Regions from separate parts of the Homo sapiens genome. Here region 1 is linked to region 2. Evidence: chromatin loops called from intact Hi-C (ENCODE). Cell type or tissue: A673. All regions are shown on one strand. Each heading gives the region's core, and the rest is flanking DNA. Links, peaks and the distances in the headings are about the cores only.

Evidence for each region. Hi-C counts contacts between places; a loop is a spot of excess contacts. Peaks named below come from ENCODE experiments on the same cell type or tissue, not always from the same donor. Only the 100,000 strongest peaks of a DNase experiment are listed, where the experiment ranks them.
Region 1: a loop joins it to region 2, with 4 times the contacts of the local background. A loop is called at or near these places in 4 of 110 quality-filtered maps.

Annotation. Positions count from the first base shown.
Region 1 is chr7:24,279,825-24,288,539 of GRCh38, forward strand. It overlaps NPY (neuropeptide Y), which reads left to right and starts at 4,366. Exons shown (of 4, transcript NM_000905.4): 1 at 4,366-4,451; 2 at 5,417-5,604. The coding sequence starts at 5,417. All of the region lies in intron 2 of LOC107986777 (a long non-coding RNA gene), which reads right to left. In A673, for the core only: no CTCF peak of the experiment used is centred there; a DNase peak (open chromatin) is centred at 4,477; H3K4me3 peaks cover 1,759 bases; H3K27me3 peaks cover 499 bases.
Region 2 is chr7:23,935,376-23,944,090 of GRCh38, forward strand. No RefSeq gene overlaps it. Among named protein-coding and RNA genes, the nearest start is that of STK31, 230 kb to the left of the region's middle. RefSeq lists a silencer at 3,647-3,696. In A673, for the core only: a CTCF peak has its summit at 3,736 (motif pointing right); a DNase peak (open chromatin) is centred at 3,766.

The DNA.
Region 1 (8,715 bases), core at 257-8,256, 340 kb after region 2:
CACCTATGGTGAATAACCAGAGACAATGAATAGAAACATCTTTTTAAAGAAGCCTTGCTACAAGACTTGCTCTTCTGGCCAAGATGAAGAAACAGGAACTGGATTTACCCTCCCTGCTGAAACAACTAAAACACTAGACAAAAATAGATGAAACAACACTTAAAACATTGGACATCAGTAAAGGACAGTAATATCTTAGAGATAGAAAACAAATGACAAGAGCCATACAATGGTCCCAGATCACTGCCTGATATGGTTTGGCTGTGTCCTCACCCAAATCCCATCTTGAATTGTAGTTTCCTTAATCCCCACGTGTTGTGGGAGGGACCTGGTGTGAGATAATTGAATCATGGGGGCAGTTACCTACATGCTGCTGTTCTCATGATAGTGAGTGAATTCTCACAAGATCTGATGGTTTTATAAAAGGTTTTTTCCCCTTTGCTCGCCACTTCTCTCTCCAGCTGCAATATGAAGAAGGACGTGTTTGCTTCCCCTTCCACCATAATTGTAAGTTTCCTGAGGGCTCTCCAGCCATACAGAACTGTGAGTCAATTAAACCTCTTTCCTTTATAAATTACCCAGTCTTGGATATTTCTTCATAGCAGCATGAGAATACACTGCCTGAAGGAGTCATCCAGGCTACAGTGCAGAAGGAAGGAATTGAATCATCCTGGCCAAGGAGCTGGGGCTGGAAGTGTAGGGAGCCAGGGCAGCTAGTGTCCACAGGAAGATTATCAGGTAAAAGAAAGAATACTCTGAAAGTCTGAAGGGTGTCCCCCTTGAGGATTTAGTTGATTATTGATCAGATTATACACAAGAACAAACCACCTGAGACCAGGAAAAGAACTACACAAAAAGATAAGGGTAAACTGTGTCTGATGCTGACCAAGGGCTGGGAATAGTGTCTATCTGAACAGCCAGAGGGGAGAGCTGTGCAATTTGAGGTGTGCGTGTTGGGGGGAAGTCAGTTACCAGTTAAAGTAAAAAGAAGGAATTTTGCCTCAAAGTGTGGAAAGAGTAAACCTAGTCTAAAACCAGCTCTGGTCCCACCTAACAAAACTCACATCCAAGACCTGAATGGATAAAACTGTCTTTAAATTTTTAATTGTCTCAGAACAAGCTCAAGAACAGTCATAGAAAGACAAAAAAACAAATAACAAGGTAAAATCCACAATATCTGACATCCTATCAAAAATTATCAGGCACACAAAGAAGAAGAAAAATATAAGCCATAATGTGGAGAAAAATCAATCAACCCAAAGTATACAAAAATCACACAGATGTTAGTAGTACAAAAGTTATTATTAATGTATATTCAAGAAGCTAGAGAGAAGAGTGGACACGTTTAGATACGGAAGATATAAAAAAGATTCATTGCTTTATATTGTCCTGTAACTTAAAAAAAAGATTCAAGTTGAAACTCTAGAGATGAAAGCTACCAGGTATAAGGTGCAAAATACACTGGATAGGATTGGCAGTAATCAGATATTACAGAAGAAAACATTAGTGAACTCACAGACATAGCAATAGAGACTATCCAAAATAAAATATGAAGGAAAAAATGAGCAAAACAGAAGCAAAAACAGATCACCAACAAACTGTGGGCCAATATACACTCACCGTCTGACTCAGCCATTCTGGTTTTAAGTATTTTCCAAGAGAATTAAAGGCTTTATGTCCATACAAAGACTTGCATATGAATGTCAAGGCAGCTTTATTCGTAAAAGTTTCAAGTGAAAATAACCAAAAATTCATGAGCAGTAGAATTGATTAAAAATTTTGAAGTATATCATATAATGAAATACTGCCCAGCAATAAAAAAGAATAAACTATTGCTACATTTAACAATGTGAGTGGATTCAAAAATAATGATGCTAAGTGAAAGAAGTCAGACAAAGAGTACCTACCGTGGAACTATATTTATGTGCAATTCTAGAAAACGCAAACAAATCTCTAGTGATAGCAGATCAATGGAGGAGGGGGTGAGGAAGAGGCAAAAGGAAGGAATTACAAAGGTACATGTGGAAATTTGGGGAAGTGATGTATAATCTTCATTTTCTTGGTTTCAGTGATGGCTTCCTGAGCATATAACACACATGCATATGTGTAAGAATATATCCAATTGAATATTTTACACATTTGTAGCTTTGTATATATTCAGCAGTATCTATTCATTCCTTCTGCTTCTTTACCTTAGGTTTAGTCATGAAACCACTGGGTTTCATGTGGTCCAGGTTCTATCTGAATCAAGCTATGAACCTGCTATCAGTAAGACCTCCTAATTGCAAACCACATGGACCTTTACCGGTTATTTGACTTCTCTCGGTCATTACCTTCTCTAGTCTCCACTGATTCACCTCCTTTTGAATCTCAACAAGCTCAACAGTATCTCAATGTTATCTTAACAAAGCTGTTAGAAATAAACAACTTGACTTTGAAACAAAGGAGAGAAATGGCTCAGCAGCTAGGAGAAGATGCAGGGTTGAGTTGCCAACAGTTGGTTTTGTTTGTATTTTGGCCAGGGGATGTGGCTTGGACTGGAGAGAAAGGAGATAAGGATGTAAGCACATGTAGGGCATATCACCCCCTATTTTTTATTCTCTGAATCCTTAACCCTCAGAATAAGTTCTTATTCTTGAGAATCAATGACATTATCTTAAGCTAAATTAATCAAGCCTCCACAGTGTTCTTCTCTCAATAGTGGTGTGGGCCTTCCTAGAAGTAATTTTTCCCAAATTCAGTGATACATTTTAAGTTCAGATTTTAATTGATATGAATCTGTGATACACTCTAAAATAAGATTATTTTATTGAAAAGTGGACTGTAACTTTCCCTTTATCTAGGAAGAGCTCTAAGTTAGAAGATGTTTTGCACTTTTACCGAAGGCTGTGTCTTGTAAGCACCCCCGAGCAACTCTGAGAGCCTTGATTTTTGTGTCCTCAGCATATGTTTGTGTAATACAGAAAGAGAAGCAGTTGCCAAGTGAAAGGGATGTTGGTCTCCAAAATTATAGTTTGATCCCACAAACACACAAACACATACATGCAAAGGATTGTTTGCTTCACGGTTTTTGATATTTAATTCAATGCTGTTGGAACAGCACAAAAACTAAGTGTCAGTTTAACAGAATCACTTGTCCTTTTAGCATTAAAATAACATGGAACTTAATGCTTTAATTTCCCAACATGCCTTTTTATTTAGAAAGATTCAGACTTATATTTCATTTAGAAATAAAATGCCATTTTATTTAGAAAGATACAGGAGCATTCATTCACGGAACTTTCAGATCTCAGTCCACTGCATAAAATCTTGATCCTGTAATAATAGTTTCTGTATCTTGCATATTCATTCAACAGGTTTAACGCGATGAGCAAATTAATGTTCATCGTTTTTAACATGTTTCATCTTAATCAGAACCCACATTCTCAACGTTAATTGAACGTACATAGGACTATACAAGGGTTAGTAAATAAGACAGAAACTGTTGTTCATTTAACCACCGTCACTTTGGACCAAAAAAGAAAAAATATATATTTTTAAAATTGAGCTTAAAAGAGTCTCTAGAAGCTGGAAGCGTGGCTCTTTTTCAGCAAACTGGGGGAATAGGTTTACCGTGTTCCCCCTCTGGGGAATTTTGAGTCGCCACACTCATGTCTCGACCGAGCCTGGCTCGCTGCGTCTGAGCGAGTACTTGAGGAAGGCTGATCTAGAAAAACCAGCTGAGAGAAGGGGCAGAAGCCCCTGAAACCACGGGCGGGGGTGGGGTGGGGAGCGCAGCTTTGGGACCCTCTAGCCGGAGACTTCCGGCAGCTGCCTCCGACTTGTTCTAAGTACAGGAAAAATCTGTGCGCCCAGTTGCCTCACTCCAACAGCGCGCAGTTGTGCCCGGCGAGGATGCCGCGCTAGTCGTGGAGATGCCCCACCACAAAGAGGATTCAGGTGCTTCCTACTCCGGCACCCAGTGGGTTGGTAGTCCTGTTGGCAGGAGACAAGAATCGTCTGGGCTGCTCCTATCTCTGGCAGGACTAGACGGGGCGTGAAGGAAAGAAGGAAAGAAGGAAAGCAGGGATCGGGCACTGCCCGAGGGCAGATACTTGGGCTTTGGTGTTGTCCAGCGCGCTCGGAGTGCGCTGCCTCGCTCACGCGGTCCCAGGCCCCGCTTCTTCAGGCAGTGCCTGGGGCGGGAGGGTTGGGGTGTGGGTGGCTCCCTAAGTCGACACTCGTGCGGCTGCGGTTCCAGCCCCCTCCCCCCGCCACTCAGGGGCGGGAAGTGGCGGGTGGGAGTCACCCAAGCGTGACTGCCCGAGGCCCCTCCTGCCGCGGCGAGGAAGCTCCATAAAAGCCCTGTCGCGACCCGCTCTCTGCACCCCATCCGCTGGCTCTCACCCCTCGGAGACGCTCGCCCGACAGCATAGTACTTGCCGCCCAGCCACGCCCGCGCGCCAGCCACCGTGAGTGCTACGACCCGTCTGTCTAGGGGTGGGAGCGAACGGGGCGCCCGCGAACTTGCTAGAGACGCAGCCTCCCGCTCTGTGGAGCCCTGGGGCCCTGGGATGATCGCGCTCCACTCCCCAGCGGACTATGCCGGCTCCGCGCCCCGACGCGGACCAGCCCTCTTGGCGGCTAAATTCCACTTGTTCCTCTGCTCCCCTCTGATTGTCCACGGCCCTTCTCCCGGGCCCTTCCCGCTGGGCGGTTCTTCTGAGTTACCTTTTAGCAGATATGGAGGGAGAACCCGGGACCGCTATCCCAAGGCAGCTGGCGGTCTCCCTGCGGGTCGCCGCCTTGAGGCCCAGGAAGCGGTGCGCGGTAGGAAGGTTTCCCCGGCAGCGCCATCGAGTGAGGAATCCCTGGAGCTCTAGAGCCCCGCGCCCTGCCACCTCCCTGGATTCTTGGGCTCCAAATCTCTTTGGAGCAATTCTGGCCCAGGGAGCAATTCTCTTTCCCCTTCCCCACCGCAGTCGTCACCCCGAGGTGATCTCTGCTGTCAGCGTTGATCCCCTGAAGCTAGGCAGACCAGAAGTAACAGAGAAGAAACTTTTCTTCCCAGACAAGAGTTTGGGCAAGAAGGGAGAAAAGTGACCCAGCAGGAAGAACTTCCAATTCGGTTTTGAATGCTAAACTGGCGGGGCCCCCACCTTGCACTCTCGCCGCGCGCTTCTTGGTCCCTGAGACTTCGAACGAAGTTGCGCGAAGTTTTCAGGTGGAGCAGAGGGGCAGGTCCCGACCGGACGGCGCCCGGAGCCCGCAAGGTGGTGCTAGCCACTCCTGGGTTCTCTCTGCGGGACTGGGACGAGAGCGGATTGGGGGTCGCGTGTGGTAGCAGGAGGAGGAGCGCGGGGGGCAGAGGAGGGAGGTGCTGCGCGTGGGTGCTCTGAATCCCCAAGCCCGTCCGTTGAGCCTTCTGTGCCTGCAGATGCTAGGTAACAAGCGACTGGGGCTGTCCGGACTGACCCTCGCCCTGTCCCTGCTCGTGTGCCTGGGTGCGCTGGCCGAGGCGTACCCCTCCAAGCCGGACAACCCGGGCGAGGACGCACCAGCGGAGGACATGGCCAGATACTACTCGGCGCTGCGACACTACATCAACCTCATCACCAGGCAGAGGTGGGTGGGACCGCGGGACCGATTCCGGGAGCGCCAGTGCCTGCACACCAGGAGATCCTGGGGATGTTAGGGAAAGGGATTGTTTCTTTTCCTTCGCTCTATCCCAGGGCAGGACAGTATCAGGCACTTAGTCAGCTCTAGGTAAATGTTTGTACAGGGCACACTCTACACAAAATGGGTACCTTCCATTTTGTGCAACTACAGTCACAGAGTCGTGATCCCCAGATTCAGGTTCCCCAGGCTGGTAGGCTGGCAATCTCCTCTCACTCACCTCTTATGGTTTGTTGTGGTTCTTACGGCAGTGGGGCCCGGTCCAGAAATCTCGAAAGTACCCAGTGAAAGGGGCAAGAATGCGCCAGAGAAATGCTGTAGGGGGAAACGCTAGCAAGGTGTCTAGGAGAAACAGAACGACCACCAAAGAAAACCAAACCAAGGAGTAAACTGCAGGGTTGCCACAGACATTGTCAGACTTTCCGGCCTGCCCAGGGCTAATTGAATGACAGTATTTAGAAAAAGACAAATAGAGCTATTTTCTTTTCTTCTTCACTGTGTTTTTTTTGCAGTCTCACTCCCATATTTGAAAATTCTAGTCCCAATAATTAGAGATTTAGCCTGAAAACAGTTTATCTAAAATGCAGAGGTCTCCCTATTTTATAGCTGGTGAATTCTGAAAAGAAAGTGCCCACTTGGTATTTCATTAAGAAGAAACTTACGTTGGTCCAGTAACTTTAGGATGAATTCAGGGATTACATGGAATCTGAGAAATTGTAAACTTTATTCTGAACATTCCGAAAGTCAAAATGAAATGCCATATTTTCACTCTCAACATTGACAATTAAGGGAAAAATCAAATCCAAACTATTTTACAAATTACATAGGATTTAAATTTTGTTTTCAAAATTGGTTGATCTTAGTTCTAAATCATTTAATATCTTATTTTAATTACTGAGATTAAATGATTTTAGTCATTTGACCGTATCTAAAGGATAAGCCCTTTAGAAGCATTAATGTTAGTTAACATGTTTAAATTATATGTTTAAAGTATTGTGGGGTTTATATATTTATTTATTTAGTCCATATTTTTACTGTTTACAAGTCAGGGAGTAGTTGGAAAGGATCCAAAAGGGGGGAAGATTTATACTTTTAAAATAAAGTTTGCTTTTTCCTGTTTCATCAAAAAGGTATTTAACATCCTAAAACACTTTTGAAAAAGCCCCAATTTATATAGAATCTGAAAAACATGAAAATGCCAGAATTAAATAGTAGTTGTTTGTGATCCCTTGAAATCTGATCATTTTAATTAGCAAAAAGCAATAATATTTTATATTCCATACTTCCCAGAAAGTTAATTGATTCAAATTCTTGCTATGTTATGCCGTCATGCAGATCAAAGAGAACTTGTACAAACAAAAAGATATTAACTGTTTTTTCTAGAAAAACCTTTGTTAGTTATTTAGCTGTAGCATAATACACAGTAGAACTCATTTTTCCGAAGATGATTGCCATAAAGCTTTACCATTTTACAAAGCTCTAGCATTTTAAAATGTTTTCCTAGGCATTCTCTCATTCAGTCGTTACCTCAAAGCTTTGAAGGGAGTATAATTATCTTCATTTCACAAATCATGAAGCTAATGACATTTCATGGAAGCTATTTTTATAGGAATTATGGAATTGGAGCCCTCCTTTGAGTGTCTTTGGATGTTGTCACCACCATCAACAGGCAGTGTTATCTCCAACATGTTTGATGAGAAAAAAACATAAAGGAAAGGGACTTGGGTTTCATGGCAAGAGATTCAGCTTAGATGGGAATGAGCTGGTCTCTGAGGCAGAGTTTCCTGTCTCATCTTTGTATAAACTCCTTCTTAGAAACCAGCAGAGGCTCTTAATGTACGTCCATCTTCTCCTTCCCACCACAGACACCCACTCCTATGTGCGTTTCTGAAAATTACAGGGTCATTTGTGGATGTGCTTTAATTTAGTATAGATATAATCTGATATCATTATCTTTCTTTCCCCCCGCCCCCCGCCACCAGCATTCCCCCTGCACTCAATTTGTGCTTATATTCCTTTTGCTGTATATATACCCCTGGCTCATTGCTTCTGGAAGCTGCATTACTTATTCTAGAGTGTGGGTCTCCTACAATTTATTTATATAGCCCCCTAAATCAGTGGTTCTCAACTGGGGGTGATTTTATGCTCCCCAGGTGTGATTTGGCAGTGTCTGGAGACATTTTTGGTTTTCACAACTGGAGGTGGGCACTGCTGGTACCTAGGTGTATAGATGCCAAGGAGGCTGCTAAATATCCTACCATGCCCAGGACAGCCCCCATTACACAGAATAGCCAGTCCCAGAGAAACTCAGCCTTAGATTAGTGTTTCTCCTTCCTGGCTGCACATTAAAATTATCAGGGGAGCTTTTAAAATACACTGATGCTGGGATCCACCCCTGACCAATTAAATCAGACCCTCTGGGATGGGGCCTGGGCTTTAGAGTGTGTTTTTAACACTCCCCAGGTGATTCTAATGTGCAGCCAGGTTTGAGAATCTTTACTCTAAGGACTCAATCTTTGAAAGTTACAGCATTGTAGAGGGGAAGGATGATCCAGAATTAATTAAAGAAGGAAGAAGAGTGAACAGTACTGAACTGGATGCAAGATTATGACTGTGCAAATCCTCCTATTTCAGATTTAGGTTCTTTACTGGTAAATTGGATAAAAAGTTGGCAGTTCTTTTACTCACTGGAGCATGATGAAGATAAATGAGTTACAGTTGCCCTAGACTTTTACGATTAGTAAAACCAATGGATGGACAGAATAAATAAGTATAAGCAGACACCTATAGTCTAATATCGCAACTCCAGAAAATCTTTGAGAAAATCTCACACATGATGGGAGTGGGACAGGGAGTTGTTTTGTTTTTGCTTCCCTTGAGTCTCAGCAAAAGAACAGTCATAGAAAATATTTCCAAAAAATTTAGATATAATTTTGCTTGGCAATTAGAATATACCCTCTGTCAGCTTTGTTCAGTTGTTGGACCTATTAACCAATCCATACCAGACTAATTTATTTCTAAACAAAGTGGCGAATGGTGTCCAATGCCTTTTCTGAGAAA
Region 2 (8,715 bases), core at 545-8,544:
AGTTTTTTTGATAGAGTCTTTCAGATTATGTACATATAAGATCATGTCATGTGTAAACAGGGACAATTTGAGTTCCTTCTTTCCAATTTGGATGACTTTTTTTTTTCCCCTTTCGTAATTGTTCTGGCTAGGACTTCCAATACTATGTCAAATAAAAGCAGTGAGAGTGGGCATCCTTATCTTGTTCCAGTTCTTAGAGTGTAAGCTTTTAGCTTTTCCCTGGACAGTAAGATGTTAGCTGTGGTTTATCAATATATGGCCTTTATTATGTTGAGGTACTTTCCTTGTCTACCTGATTTATTAAGATGTTTCTAAATCATGAAGGGACACTGGATTTTATCAAAAGCTTTTTCTGCATCTAGTGAGATAATCATATGGTTTTTGTCCTTCGTTCTATTGATGTTATATATGGCATTTATTGATTTGTATATGTTGAACCATTCTTGGGATAAATCCGCTTGATCATGGTGTATTATCTTTTTCGCATGTTGGTGGGTTTGGTTTGCTAAACCAAATTTGTATTTTGTTGAGAGTTTTGTGTCTATGTTCATCAGGGATATTGGCCTGTAGTTTTCTTTTTTGTTATATCCTTGTCTGGTTTTGGTAATGGGTTATGCTGACCTCGTAGAATGAGTTAAGGAGAATTCCTTCTGCTTCAATTTTTTGGAATAGTTTGAGAAGAATTGGTATTAATTCTTCTTTAAAGATTTGGTAGAATTCAGTGGTAAAGCCATCCAGTCCTAGACTTTTCTTTGTCAAAGACTTTTTACTGGTTGTTGTTATGTTCAGGTTTTTTCTTTCTTCTTGGTTCAATCTTGGTAGATTGTTGGCATCAAGAAATTTGTCCATTTCTTCTATCTTTTCAAATTTATTGGCACATAGCTGTTCATAGTAGTCTCTAAAGATCCTTTGTATTTCTGTGGTATCCATTGTGATGTCTTCTTTTTTATTTCTGATTTTATTTATCTGGGTCTTTCTCTTTTTTCAAAAGTTGATTTAGCTAACGTTTTGTTGATTTTGTTCATCTTTTCAAAAAAAAACCTTGTTTTTTGTTTTGTTGATTTTTTTTTTTTTTTTTGTGCATGCCACATGTGCATGCCACCACACCTGGCTAATTTTTATACTTTTTTGTAGTGACAGGGTTTCACCATGTTGCCCAGGCTGGTCTCAAACTCAAGCCATATGCCTGCCTTGGCCTCCCAAAGTGCTAGGATTAAAGGCATGAGCCACTGCACCCAGCCAATCTTTTTTTTTAATCTCAATTTTATTTATTTCTGTTCTGATCTTTACTATTTCTTTCATTCTACTAATTTTGAGTTGGGTTTGTTCTTGCTTTCCTTGTTGCTTGAGGTGCATCATTAGGTTGTTTATTTGAAATCCTTCTAGTTTTCTGATATAGGCATTTATTGCCATAAATTTGCCTCTTAATTCTGTTTTTTTCTGTGTCCCATAAATTTTGGTAGGTTGTGTTTCCGTTTTCATTTGTTTCAAGAAATTTTAAAATTTTACTCTTAGTGCCTTCCTCCACCCATTGATCGTTTGAAAGCTGTTTAATTTCCATGCATTTATATAGTTTCAAGTGTTCTTCTTGTTGTTGATGTGAAGGATTTTGTTGTAGTCAGATAAAATACATAATATGATTTCAATATTTCTAAATTTTTTGAGGCTTGTTTTGTGTCCTATCATATGGTCAATTCTGGAGAATGTCCTATGTGCTTATGAAAAAAGTGAATTCTTCAGCAGTTGGTTGAAATGTTGTATAAATATCTGTCGGGTCATTTGGACTATGGTGAAGTTTGAATTTAATGTTTCTTTGTTGCTTTTAAGTTGAGATGATCTGTCTAATGCTGAGAGTAGGGTGTTGAAGTTCTCAACTATTATATTATTGTATTGGAGTCTATCTCTCCCTTTAATCAAATAATATTTGCTTTAGATATCTGGGTGCTCTGGTGTTGGGTGCATATATATTTACAATTCTATATTCTCTTGCTTAATCGATCTTTTTATTATTATATAATGTCCTTCTTTGTTTTTACAGTTTTTAATTTGAAGTCTGTTTTGTCTGACATAAGTATAGCTACTCCTGCTCACTTTTGATTTCTACTTGCATGGAATATCTTTTTCACTCCTTCATTATCAGTGCATGTGTGTCTTTACAGGAGGCATGAATTTCTCGTAGGCAGCATATATTAGTTTGGTGCAAAAGAAATTGTAGTTTTTTAAATTACTTTTTTAAAAATGACAAGACTGTGATTACTTTTGCACCAGCCTAATAGCTTTGTCTTGTTTTTTATCTATTCAGTCAGTATATCTCTTCTAGATGATGAATTTAATTCATTTGCACTTAAATTTTTTATTGAAATGTGAGGACTTAACACCTGTTATTTTTAATGATTGTTTTCTGATTGTTTTGTGTATCTTTCTTTCTTACTTCCTCTCTCATTGTTTCTTTTTTTGTCTGCCTGTGATTTTCTGTAATGTTAAGGTTTGATTTCTTTCTTTTTCTCCTTTGTGTATTGGCTCTACCAATGAGTTTTATAGTTTTCCATGTTTTCATGATGCTAGTTACCCTCTTTTCACTTCTATGTGTAAGACTCCCATTTCTTCTAAGGCCAGTCTAATGGTGATGAATTCCCTTAGTATTTATTTATTTTTTTGTGAAAGATTTTATTTCTTCTTCATTTCTGAAGGATAGCTTTCCTGGGTACAATATTCTTGGGTGACAATTTTTTTTTCTTTTAGTACTTTAAATATATCATCCCATTCTATCCTGGCCTGTAAGATTTTTGCTGAGAAATCTCCTGCCAGTCTAGTGGGGATCCCTTATATGTGACTTAATACTTTTTTCTTCTGCTTTTAAAAATCTTTGTCTTTTGACAATTTGACTATAATGTGCCTTGGAGGGGACCTGCTTAAGTTGAATCTATTTTGAGTTTTCCTCACTTTTTCATGTCTATTCTCTTTGTGGAATGTTATAATACAAATATTTGTTTGTTTAATGGTGTGTCATATATCCTGTAGGCTTTCTTCATTCTTTTTTCTTTTTTTTGGTCTGACTGTGTTATTTCAAAACCCTTGTCTTCAAGTTCAGACATTCTTCTGCTTGGTGTATTCTGTTCTATACTAGATTGTGTTTTTTCATTTCTTGAAGCTCTTGATTGTGTTTTTAAATTTCATTCCTTGAATTCGTCAGCTCTAGAATTTCTGCTTTTTAAAAATGATATCTATCTCTTTGTTGAATTTCTGATTCAGATAATAATTTCCTCCCAATATCATTGAATTGTCTTTCTGTTTTCTCTTGTAAGAAAGTTCCCTTAAGATTATTATTTGGAATTATTTTTATTATTCTTATTACTGAGTTCCCTTAAGATTATTATTTGGAATTATTTTTCTGGCGTTTTATATATTTCCTTATGATTGGGGTCTGTTACTTGAGAATAATTTTTTCCTTTGGAAGTGACATGTTTCTTTGCTTTTTCATGATTGTGTTCCTACATGGATTTTTATGTAGCTGGATATTTGCTTCTTCCAAATTTCTGGAGTAGGTTTTGTGGGGAAGTCCTTATTCGTTGGAATGGGTGTTGGCCTGTCATTTCACTGGGTTGTGTTGGCCTTGCTTCTAGATGGATGCAGTGTTGTAGTCTCCGTATAGTTTCCTCAGCTGTAATCCATACTAGTGGCATTTGTGAGTTTCTCAGAGGCCTAGGGTGACAGAGTTTGTGGTGACAGTGTTGCAGCTTTGCCAGGAGAGGGCTCACTGAGCTATTTCTCAGGTTGAGGGCATATGCAGCTTGGTTCACGGTCAGGGGTGGATAGGGAGTACACACCCTGTGCTCCTAATCCAGGACCATGCAGCCATGTGAATTCCTGAAAGTTCTCCAAACTGGACTCAGGGCTTGTGAGGACTGTGGGATTCTCCTGTAGTAAGGACTATAGGTGTTTGCAGTGACAATGAGAGCTGGTAGGGATCTTCTGCTTACCTTTTCCCCACAAATGTCCCTCCTATCTCCAGGCTGATCTGATCTGAGTGGAGGAGATGGGGCTACAGAGGCTGCGTGCCTCCATGTTGCTCTCCTGGACTTCCAATCACTACAAGTGTGCCTCTACTCTACTGCTGCACTCCAGCACTCTCCCTTAGACATGCCAGTCAAATCTTAGCTGTGTTTTCATTGCCTTGGTCCTTTCTTGTGGGAGGGAGTAGAGATGCCAGGCATCTTGCTGATGTCACTCTACTTTTATTTTTTAAAATGTGGCTATAGCCAGGCATGGTGGCTCACACCTATAATCCCAGCACTTTGGGAGGCTGAGGTGGGTGGATTGCTTGAGCCCAGGAGTTCAAAACCAGCCTGGGCAACATGGCAAAACCCCATCTCTACAAAAATTACTAAAATTAGCTGGGCGTGGTGGTATGTTCCTGTAGTCCCAGCTACTTGGGAGGCTGAGGTAAGAGGATCACTTGAACCTGGCAGGTCAAGGTCAAGGTTGCAGTGAGCTGGGACCACACCACTGCACTCCAGCCTGGGTAACAGAGTGAGACCCTGTCTCAAAATAAATAAATAAATAAATAAATAAATAAATAAATAAATAATAAAATGTGGCTACCAAAAATTTAAAATTACATTGGTACCTAGTGGTGTATTTCTATTGGACAACACTGTGCTTGAGAGTAGGAAAAGAAAGGGTATTTTTGTAGTGATTGCTGTGGGTTGTACATTTGGACGTCTTTAAATGTTTTTCAAAGATGTTCATAGAGATTGGAATTTCTATTCCTTTACTGAAATGTATTAGGTACTGGGGATATGTTGGTGAACAAGACAGAACCCTTGCAGACTGAACAGACTAGGGGACTTGCTTTTCTATAGAGGTGTGTGTTGGGATAAATAGATGAGAAACAGAAGTTAAATGATGTAATTAGGGATTGTGTTATACGATGGAATAAAGGAGGATAAGTTGAGGAGTCTGCTTTAAATGTGGTTATCAGAGGACACTACTCTCAGGGGATATCATTACATTTTTAGGAGGAGCCTGCTGTGGGAAGAACATAAAAGCCTCTACACACAGTCACAGTCCTGCCTTACCTCTTCTAAGTTTAGGATTAAAAGTAGGCTTCACATTGCAATAGAAGGCTTTTCTAATTAGTTTTATTTTCTTCTCCTTCAAAAAAAGAGTGTGACAATTTCTCAAGTTTGTCAGGTAGGGAGGCAGAGACTGCAAGGATGAGTGCATTGATGATCCCCTGAAGACAGTGTTCCAGATAGTTGTTTGGGGAATTCCCTCAGCAGTTGGTCCACAGTGCCATTCAGCTCCCTTGGCATTTACTGAACTGCTTTTCTAAATGGGATGCTTAAAAATGTACCATTCCTCCAGGATGGGTTTTAAGAGTCTTGCTTGTAAATAATGTTTCTTTTTTTCACGCAACTTAAGAAAGGTTGGAAGTCTACTCTGAAATTGTGCTGTTATGCCTCAGTCTTAAATACCATCCTGTGCTTCAGTTTTTAAATCATAATAATTATAATAAAAATAATGGGATAGTGTTAATAAAGCATATAGTATGTGCTAGAATATTTTACATACATCATCTCATTTAATCCTCACAGCATGAAGAAGCTGTGTAGTTTGGTGGCGAGTCATTCTCAGATTGCTTGGGGTCGAGTCTTAGTTCTGTTAAGCAACTTGACTGCTAGCAAACTTAGGCAAATTACTGAACTTCCTTCCCTCGTTCACTCATCTGTAAAGTGGGGATAATAATAGATTAATAATAATAATACTCAGTGTATCCTGTGGGGTTAGGGAAAAATGAAATAATTAATATATGCAATGTGTTTAGAGCAGTGCCTCGTCTGTATTAAGCCCTATGGTATGGCTAGCCATTATTGAAATAAAGTAACACCACCATTAGCCCCATTGAACACATTAGAAAACTAAAGTTCAAATTAAGTCTCCTGTCCAAGGTCACATACCGAGGAAGTGACTTCTCCCACTGCTACATTGAGATACGTGACTGTTGTCTGATGGCCTGCAATACTTCTAGGTGTGGGGAGGTTTGAAAAATAAGCAATACCGACTTGTTTTTGGCCCTGGGCTCCCTAGGACCATATGCTGTAGTGGGCTGGAAAAATTGGATTTTTGGCAATTTCATTCTGTAACTGTAAAGTAGACCTTTTCCTGCTAGTAGCATCTTTCCTGACTGTATTTCTTAATAGGAGATGACAGTATGGACAGGACACTTGGAGGCTTAGCAGAATGACTAGTTGTTTTGCTTCGGAGCTTGTTTCTTAAACCTCAGGGAAAGAAAAAATCCATCTGCTAGGTTAACTTTCTGGAAGCTTGTTGCCTAGAGATTAGGAGGAGAGCTATGGAGTCAGACAGGTCTGGGTTTGCATCATGGCATTTGCACTCCCTTGTCAAGTGTCTTGGGTTAGTCATTCATAATTTTGAAACTTAGTTTCTTCATGTATAAAATGGGGATGATGATAATGCCTACCTCATAGAGTTGTTTTGAGGATTGAGTGAGATAACAGATAACAACCCAACAAAAAGATAAGATAGATAATATGAACTCAGGGCTATATCAACAACTATTTACAATGATTATCCCCACAGTAATAAATAAGGTAATATGTAGGGCTTGTTATGTAGTATTGGTTTAATAAATGTAAGCTGCCATAATTCAATTCTCCAATGACTCTTGAGTCTTTGGTTTAGATGAGCATGTTCTACTGTTAGAGAACCAAGGTTAGATCATTGTCTAGTTGGCATTAGGCACATGGAATTACCTGTCACTGCCCTTAAGTCTCTTTGCTTCTGGGAGAGCTTATGGCATCTCCCACCTTGAACTAAAGGTCAATTTGCTGACTGTTGGAATAATATTGGCTCTTACGCACTTCTAGAATCTATTAATCTTGCCATTTAGTAAACAACAGAGCCTAGACCTTTATTCTGAGATCTAGGCCTATCTATCCAACTATCTATTTGGCTTCTCTGTATGGATGCCTTACAAATCTGGCCAAAATCTGGCCAAAATAGAGTTCACCGTATGTTCCTTCAAGTCTGTTTTCTTCTCCCAGTATCTGATCTCAGTAAATATCAACATCTACTGTGTTACACAAAGAAGAAAGGTCAAGTCTTCCTTGGCCCCTCTGTTCTCTTTACCTGCTATAGCCTGTCAATCTCACCAAGTCTTGTTCATTCTTCTTTACATATATCTTTCTTGAATCTCCCTGCTTCTCTGCATCCCATTGCTGTGACCCTGGTCTTACTCCTGGATTATCACCTTAACCACCCAACTGGTCTGCTGATCTCAGTGTCACCCTCTTCCCATCCATTCTCTCTCTCTTCTGCAGGCAGATGATCTTTTAATGACATTCCCCTGTTTAATCCCTGCAGAGGCTTCCAATTGCCTATAGGGTAATACCCTATATTTTTGCCATAAGCAACAAGACCTTATATAATCCAGCCCTGCCTAGCCCTCTTGCTCTACCTGCTGCCCTCTGGATCTAACATAGACTCTCTCCCACCCTGGGGCTTCACACACACTGCCCCTTCTGCTGGGAATGGACTCTTCCAACTCCTTTTCCCTGACCCCCCTCTTTCCCAGCTACTTCAGGTCTTGGCACGAATATTTAAAATATCTCTTTCAAAGGCGAGTATTGTTCAACTGTAACTACATACCCCCCCGCCAAGTTAAGCCCATGTGTTATATACTTATAAGTCTTGTGTAAATACTCACCACATTTGTGATTATTTGCTTACTATCTGTGTTCTTTGCTAGAATATAAGGTCTGTGAAGGTTTTAAACTTTTGTTTAAACCAGAAGGGCTTGTCATCCCGTATCTAATCCAGTTACCTTAATTTACTTATTAAGAAAATGGAGCCCATGGAGTAGAGTCTTCAGTTCCCTAATTTGTATATTTTCCATGAATGTAACTGAAATGTGAATGGGCAATTTAATCCCCCTAAACATTTGTTGGTTTAGAGCAACTTCGTAATGTGGGGAAAGGGTGAGTGAGAGACTCTTCCAGTAGCCCACAGTCCCACCATGGAACTGTACAGTTCTGGCCATAGGAGAACCACATGACCCTCCCAACCCCTGAAACGAACCCAGTGAGCTGCTGGAAGACCATGGGATGTAACTTCTCCAGTTCCCACTGCTGGGTCCCACACCTTTTCTGAGACCTTAACAGATAATACAGCAAGATGCCATTTTTAAACCTAGTCTTTGGCAGACTGCACACTGTTCTGGGGCCCAATGGTGCCAGAACTGAGGCATTACAGAAACGTGAGCTGTTGTTCCTGAGGCTGGGGAGCATGCTGGGAGTTCTACCATAGGCAGGGCTAAGAAATGAGTGAGGTATGGGCTGCAGCTGCTGGTGCCAGGAAGCGAGCAGAGTGTGAGTTGCCCCTGGAATTTGGTTGTCAGCTTGGTGGAAGCTCCTGCAGCTGGGGTTGATGTATGAGCTAGGCATGAAGTACCACCACTAGGGTGGGGGCAAGCCCTTCTGGGACTAGTGTGTGAAAGAGACACATGTTCCCTACCCAGTGGCCCAGGCTGTGGCCACCAAGGGCAGCCCCATCCTCCCAGTGGCAGGGCTTCAGTGCAGCTGCTACCACCCCTCACCTGAGCACTCTGCCTAGGGCCCGAGGATTGCTCCACCCCTGCCAACGATGACTGGTGCCTGCTGCCACCATTGGGGGGCCTGAGCACAAGCCTGTCCA